Linked DNA regions of Homo sapiens: all the other regions are linked to region 1. The links are chromatin loops, found by intact Hi-C in ENCODE. Cell type or tissue: PC-9. All regions are shown on one strand.

What was found. Hi-C counts contacts between places; a loop is a spot of excess contacts. Peaks named below come from ENCODE experiments on the same cell type or tissue, not always from the same donor. Only the 100,000 strongest peaks of a DNase experiment are listed, where the experiment ranks them.
Region 2: it touches region 1 in a loop (7-fold over the local background); 1 of 110 quality-filtered maps calls a loop at or near these places.
Region 3: a loop joins it to region 1, with 8 times the contacts of the local background. A loop is called at or near these places in 1 of 110 quality-filtered maps.

Annotation. Positions count from the first base shown.
Region 1 is chr20:4,457,974-4,460,473 of GRCh38, forward strand. No RefSeq gene overlaps it. Among named protein-coding and RNA genes, the nearest start is that of ADRA1D, 210 kb to the left of the region's middle. In PC-9, no CTCF peak of the experiment used is centred here; a DNase peak (open chromatin) is centred at 1,318; H3K4me3 peaks cover 777 bases; H3K27ac peaks cover 2,170 bases.
Region 2 is chr20:4,134,312-4,136,811 of GRCh38, forward strand. No RefSeq gene overlaps it. Among named protein-coding and RNA genes, the nearest start is that of SMOX, 13 kb to the right of the region's middle. RefSeq lists enhancers at 603-1,402, 711-1,910. In PC-9, no CTCF peak of the experiment used is centred here; a DNase peak (open chromatin) is centred at 1,430; H3K27ac peaks cover 1,951 bases.
Region 3 is chr20:4,712,201-4,714,700 of GRCh38, forward strand. No RefSeq gene overlaps it. Among named protein-coding and RNA genes, the nearest start is that of PRND, 8.5 kb to the right of the region's middle. RefSeq lists an enhancer at 723-1,922. In PC-9, no CTCF peak of the experiment used is centred here; a DNase peak (open chromatin) is centred at 1,361; H3K27ac peaks cover 2,387 bases.

The DNA of each region.
Region 1 (2,500 bases):
TACCTTCATTGACGCTTCCTTTTTGGGGGACTGGTTTGTTCCAGGTGAACTCAAAGAATGAGTCAACTTTACTAGGACAGTGACTCACCTTCTTTTAAATCTGAGGACAATATTGGAAGCTCAAACAAAGTGTCTAAACAATTTCCTAGGAGCATTTGCTTGAGGAGGGGGTGTGTAATTTCAGCATCAACTGAAGAAAACATCTGAGCTTTTTGACAGCTTCTAAAGAGAATAAGACTCTCTGCCTGCCTGGAGATGCACTCAAAAGACAAGGCATTTAACAGCAAATCAAGGCTGTCCTGCCCAGGAATCATCCTAATCATACAGTCACAGATTCTTGCAAGGGTCACTGCAGCCCAGGTCCCTGACAGGCCAGCACATAACCCAAGCAGTCCAGCTGTGACTGCCAGGTGTCAAGTGCCTGTACTGAACACATTGAAAGGAGATAAACAGAGGTGACTTGGGAAGTGGCAAAGCCCTAGATGAAAGCAATCTATGAGGACAATATATTTTTCCAAATGTTTTTGCCTCTCTGCATAATCCAATCCAAATATTCTACTCCTTTCTGTTCTCTCCTCCCTGTAGGTATGTTGTTTACTATTGTGGTTTAGTAATGTTTTTTATTTGTCCAGAGACCCCAGGCCAATTTCCCAAGCACTAGAAGCCAGATTCTACATTCACCCTCTTGATCAAGTCCCTCCTCTGTGCTGTACCATGGGAATAAACCAAAAGGGAAGAAGATATGTGATACCAGAATAGAGAATACAACCCAGAAGAAAGGCAAAGGAAATTTGAATATGACAATAAAAAGAAATCTTAGGGTTACAGCTTCTCATCAGGCCTAACAGGCCACCAACTCCGAGGAGAGTAGAATGGAGGTTCCCAGAAAGCATGTCTCTAAGAAAAAAGTAGAAACAACAGTTTACATGATGTGATTGGCCTTGTAGAAAATCACACTGAGAGGAAGTTGTGGGGAGAGTTAGCAAGAGTAAAAAGAAGTCTAAGCAAATCAAAAGCAAGGCAATTATTAACTTTAGGAAAAACAAAAAGTAAGAAAAGAGACATCATTGTAGTATGTTACAATACTCAGCTGTGAATTATATTTGTATAAGCATAACACTGTAAACACAGAATAAAATTTAGCCCAAATAGTGATATTAAGAGAATGAAGGATGGGAAGCAGAGGGAACAGCATTGAAATTATTGCAGTGTGATTTTAATTTAGATGTCTTATATTACAAGTAAAGTGATTCCAAAGTAAACCTGAAAAACTAGTTCAGACCATGATGGGAAGAGGGGGTTGGACATACCTTGTTGTACTCACCTCCCTTTGGAATTCAGGCACAACTGACCAGCATTAACATTTAAAATAGAGATCCTAAGACTGATAAAAACAGACTTTTTGTGGCAATGAGATACCAAATGCCAACTAGCATAACATCACATGACACATAGCAGGCCTTGAAAGAAATTGAAGTATTTTACCTCCAAATATATTTATTTGATATATTTGAAATGGCCCTGTAAAGATATCTCTTATGGGGAAAGTCTACATTTTGTAGAGAATCCCATTCCCTTTCCAGGTATTTTCCTGATTTAGGAGAGATTTAACTCCTAAGAGTTTGGCACCTTTTAAGGTCTGATAAGAGACATGTACCATCTATTCTCTCTGACACCTGCTACCTGGAGGCTTATCTATATAACAAGAACCCTTGGCTTCCACAGCCCCTATTATCTTAACCCTAAGCATTTCTTTCTACTAATTTGAATACTTCAGGCAAAACCTGACTCTCTCAACCAGTTGCCAATCAAGAAATCTTTGAATTCACCTATGACCTAGAAGCCCCTCAAAGCTTTGAAATGTTCCACCTTTTCATGCTGAACCAATGTAAATCTTATGCGTGTGGATTTATGTATTTGCCTGTAACTTCTGTCTCCCTAAAATGCAAAAAATCAAGTTGTAACCAAACCACCAAGGCCAAATGTTCTCAAGATGTTCTGAGATGAAGTCACAGATCACGGTCCTCACATTTGGCTTGGAATAAGCCTCTTTAAATATTTTACAGAGTTTGACCCTTTTTTGTAGACATTGAGCATCTTTTCATATTTTAATAGGCCACCTTTTATTTCTTAATCTGTAAATTGTCTTCATTTTTTGAAATCAAATTTTTATTGGCTTGTTGCATTATTCTTTCTTAATTTCCAGTAGCTTTTTCTATATTAAGATTAGGCATTTCTCTATGAGTTGCAATTTGGGGAGCATTTTTTCATTTGTCTTTTGACTTTTTATGTGGTATTTTGGTCATGTGACAGCTTTGTATTATTAATTTAACACAATTTATCAAAGCTTTATTTTATAACTGTGAACTTTTGCATTATTTTTAGACAATCTTTCCTACTCTAATGTAAAATAACCTATCTTTTCTTCTTAATTATTTTATTTTATTTTTTACATTTATATTATTTTGGAACGTGTAGTAGAGATATGGATCCAGCTTTA
Region 2 (2,500 bases), 320 kb before region 1:
CTCTAGCGAGTGACCAGGGCTCTAGACGTAGATTCAGCAGACACCACGTTGAAGCCATGGGGCTAGCGAGAGTGTGGGGAAGGGGAGGCAGTCAGGACCAAGAGGGGCCCTCCCACATTCAGAGGAGCATTGTCCCGTGAGGCAGGAGGAAAACCGGGAGAGTGTAGGGTCCGAGACGTCTACAGCAGAAAGCCTTCCCAGAGGGAGGCAGCGGTCAGTGGACTGGATGTTTCTGAGAGATTGAGCGAGGTGGGGACCATCGGATTTGGCCACGTGGGAGGTGCTGGAAAAGGAAGCTGGCCTGCAGTGGGCTGGGAAGGAAGGAGCTGGGGATGGGAAGGACCCACAAGCCTTGAAGAAGGTTTGCTGTGAATATCACGGAGGAGGGGCGTGGTCGCTGGAGGCAGATAAGGAGGTTAGGGTAACCTTGTTTTGTTTAGATGAGAGCGGCTGGAAAATGTGTGTATTTTTATGGGAACAGTCCATGAGACAGGGAGAGATGGAAGAAACAGGAGAGGAGGGAGAACTGAAGGAGGAGGGGCACAGTGGAGTGAATGGCTTTTGCTAGGAGCAGGATGCCTCCCGTGTCTCAGAAGGGACAGCAGGGTGGGACAGACAGCCCCTAGGACAGGGTTGAGTGATTTCCCCAGCAGCGCTCTCTCTCTGAGAGCTCTCTGGGGTGTGTGCAGAGAGCGTAGTAGGTGGGTCTAACTCCATCAGTGATTCTCAAAGTGAGCTTGATGGGCGAGCAGCATCGGCATCACCAGGAAACTAAGAAATGCAAACCGTGGGGCACCACCCCAAACCTACTGGATCCGAAACTCCGCGGGCGGGGCTCAGCCATCTGTTTTTCACAAGCTCTCCAGGTGATTCTGAAAGTTTGAGAAGCACTGAACTAGGGCGAAGGAGCCCAGCGCATGCAGATGACCCAAAACGTCTGGATGAGAATGGCTTCAGTTCTTCGAGGAGGCAGAAGTTCATGTGGTATGAGCTCCAGGGGTGTCTTCTCTCTTCGCCAGGGACAGAACTATAAGTAAACCCTGGAAATTTCCAAGCATGGAATGCCATTCAGAGGAACTCTGAATCTTTCTAATGAAGGATTATTTATCAAGACAAACAACACACTTCAATGTACCTATTCTTTTTCCACGCCTGCATTTGAATATCAGGTTTCACCTATCTTGATCTTTGCTCCTGCCAGCAGTGATTTGAAAGGACCCTGGACTCTGTCTCCCTGGGTCACCTCTTTCAGGGTTGTCCCGAAGACCTTCTTGTGGCCTGGTCCATCTTTCCACATGGCTCAATTCCAGTTTTCATTTCTGTTGGGAAATAGCAGTGACCTGGCTTGGCCATTCTCTGTGGGAGGCCTTTTTCTTCTCTGCTGAAATAAAGACAAAGATGACTCAGCCTCTCCCAACCTCCAGGATTTCCCAGTCCTTCCAGTGACTCAGAGGATGGTCTATTTAATGGGTAACTAACAGCTCCTCCCAGGAAGTTGGCGGCCCCAGCCTCCCCCTACCTGAGTCACCAGCTCTGGGATGCTCCCATCAAGGCACAGTTACCTTCGAGACCAGGGGAGGCAAACCAAGAAAGATCAGCAATAAGTGGATCAGGAAAGAGGACAGAAGCTGAAAGGCTAGATTTGTTCCTCATTTGCTGGCGGCCTTGGGTGGACCAATGGAGGGCTCAGTGTCCCTATTTGAAAATGGAGAAATTGTGTATCCTCTGATATCATAGCTGCCCCAAAGGAGAGAAGATAAGCCCAGCCCTCTGGAACTTTTCTGTGCAAAAGGAAGGGAACCCTGGGGGTGGGTTTATCCTTGAGGATTTCTAGGACAAGCTGTAGCAGGGGCAGGGCATAGCAGGAGAGTGGAGGAAGGTGGGGTGAGGGGCAGGAGGTCAGATATGGGGTGGGCTGGCCAGGGGCAGGGCCGGAGCGATAAGTGGGAGGCAGGGAAGCTTGGCGAGGAGCAGGACCTGGAGGGCGCAGGGCACCTGGTGGGAACAGTAGCCCAAGACCTTGGTTTTGTGATGTCCTCAATTTTGCCCTGCTTTCTTCTCCCTGACTCCTTCACTACTTCTTTGCCTTTGCTCTTCTCCATTCCTCTCCTCCCCCTTCTCTTTTCTCTCCTCCTTCCCTCTCTCTTGCATCACTGAGAGCATGGAGGCAGCCTTCCCATGGGTTGAGCGTTTCCTTCCTGTTTAGATAGTGAGTGGCATCTGCTTTTGGAGCAGCCATCGGTCCATCCTGTTTACTTGTTGCTGACCCAGTGGGTTGTGGCCAGCGAGGCCATCCACCAGGACCCCCACAGGGTGGAGTGGGAACCAGGGCGCTGACACACACACAGGCATACACATAGCCATGACCAGGTCAGGCTGCCCTACTGGAGTTGATGTTTGGGATGCTGTGGGATTGGCAGCTGGGCCGAGGTCATCTCCTGTGCTGTTGACACGGATGCCCCAGCCTGCCTGGCATGGCTCAGGGCTCGGAAAAGATCTG
Region 3 (2,500 bases), 250 kb after region 1:
CCCGCCTCGGCCTCCCAAAGTGTTGGGATTACAGGTGTGAGCCTCTGCACCTGGCCGATGATGCTCTTTTTTTTTTTTAAAGCACAGAATTGCCTACCTAAGCACAGAGGTGATGAGAGGGTAGGGGGAGGTTTAGGTAGTTGATTAAGGTTTAATCTGTTGTAAGAACATTTCTGCCCACTTGTTTTTCTCACGAGTGTTCCAGAAAACAGTCTATAGAGAAGCACTAATAGCTTTAGGTCTAGCACATTTCTAGACACTTGGTCCTAAGCCTTTTCTGGTTACAAAATCAAAGGCTAAATCAATGAAAGCTGAAAAATGAAATACAACATTCTCGACCTTTAAGAAGGTAAGAAAAGTGAAAAGGAACACAGTAATGTTTAATTATGGAGCAGCTGAGTTTAAAACCTGCTTGCCCCTGCTGTGATATGTAATTTACAAGGCCTGCTGGTATCAAGAGCTGATGGGATTGTTACCAGGCGAATAGGCCCTTTGCCCATACGCGGCAGAAATGTGGTCCCCTTTATTCTACCTAAAGTACTAAAGTTTCCTCAAGAAAAACCTCTGGACCTTTGGTGAACTAATAAATGCTCAGGGTCTGGGAAGTGGCTTCATGCACCCGTTTTTGTGACAAGTTTAGTGACTGCCTTTTCTACTAGGTTATAAATTACTTCTCATATAGACTATTTCTTTTTTTTATTTTTTGTTATTTTACTTTAAGTTCTGGGATACATGTGCAGAATGTGCAGGTTTGTTACATAGGTATACATGCCCCATGGTGGTTTGCCGCACCCATCAACCCGTCATCTAGGTCTTAAGCCCCACATACCTTATGTATTTGTCCTAATGCTCTCCCTCCCCTTGCCTCCCACCCCCAAACAGGCCCCTGTGTGTGATGTTCCCCTCCCTGTGTCCGTGGGTTCTCATTGTTCAACTCCCACTTGTGAGTGAGAACATGCGGTGTTTGGTTTTCTGTTCCCGTGTTAGTTTGGTGAGGATGATGCCTTCCAGCTTCATTCGTGTCCCTGCAAAGGACATGATCTCATTCTTCATGGCTGCATAGTATTCCATGGTGTATATGTGCCACATTTTCTTTGTCCAGTCTACTTCTCATACAGACTATTTCTACGCCTTTCATTCACCTGGTGGAAACTCTATCCTTTTTCCTGAAGTTGGCATTTCTCCTGACATCTCAATCTGCCCAGTTGCTCCTTCTCTACCTCACAGGAAAGTTATGCTGATGAGTAAGGACACACCCTTCTCACACACTGAGCTGTTTTGGCAAGACTAGGTGGTGTGAATATCAGGCCTTGTGACGGGGCGGGGGACCTTGCTGGAGCCTCAGCTTCTTCACTGCCCACATTGCGTCTCTGTCTTACTCACTTGACCTGTTGGCTCTGTTCAGAGGTCTTGCTTGATCCTTTAAGACCCAGATGTCCCTTCTGAGTCATCGTGTGGCATTTGGCCTTGTCTTCCCCGGCCTGCATTTACACCCAATCCTCCTTCCCTGTGTGTCATCACACACCTGCGTAGCACTTGCAGTTGGAGTCGGGAGAGCAGAGAAGATGGAAGAGAGGCATTGGTTCATGTCCAGTTGGAAAATCAGTAATGTTTCCATGTGGCAGCTGAAGTGGAGGGGAGAGAACACTCAGTCAACCCTTCAAATCAAGGACCTCCATGGTGGAGGTGGGTGTGGTCTACAAAGAAGCATGCCCCTGTGCTGAAGGGATCACTCCCCTCCTGCCCCGCAGTAATTACCATTATCCAGGGATGGAAAGGAGAACGTGTGGTTGAGGAAATGTTAGCTCTTTTCCTCCTTTTCCTGGACCACAAAGCTAAGCTGGATAGAAAAGCTTGCAGGGCAGAAACAGTTGTAAAAGACATCCATGGGGACACCCTAGATGTCAGCTGTTCCCATTCTGTTCCTTCCTCCCCACCCCACTCTCTTTGGCAAGCCAGTCCTCCACTGGGGCACCTGTAATGAGTTACTCCCTGCTGCACGGCCTCACTTCTCTCCAAGAACTAGCCTCATCATTCGGACTCATCATGAATCCATACCTTAGAGCCTCTTGAGCCACCTCTAGGGTGCTTAACAATCCTCTGTTTATGTTGTTCCCTCCACCTAGAACATCTTTCCTGCTCCCTATCTCCAAGTGGCAAACTCTTAATGTATACATCAAGACCCAGCAGGGGCCAGGCATGGTGGCTCATGTCTGTAATCCCAGCACTTTGGGAGGCCGAGGCTGGTGGATCACCTGAGGTCAGGAGTTCGAGACCAGCCTGGCCAACATGGTGAAACCCTGTCTCTACTAAAAATAGAAAAATTAGCCAGGTGTGGTGGCACATGCCTGTAATCCCAGCTACTTGGGAGGTTGAGACAGGAGAATGGCTGGAACCAGGGAGACGGAGGTAGCAGTGAGCCAAGATCGTGCCACTGCACTCCAGCCTAGGCGACAGAGAGAGATTCCATCTCAAAAAAAAAAGAAAAAAAGACCCAACT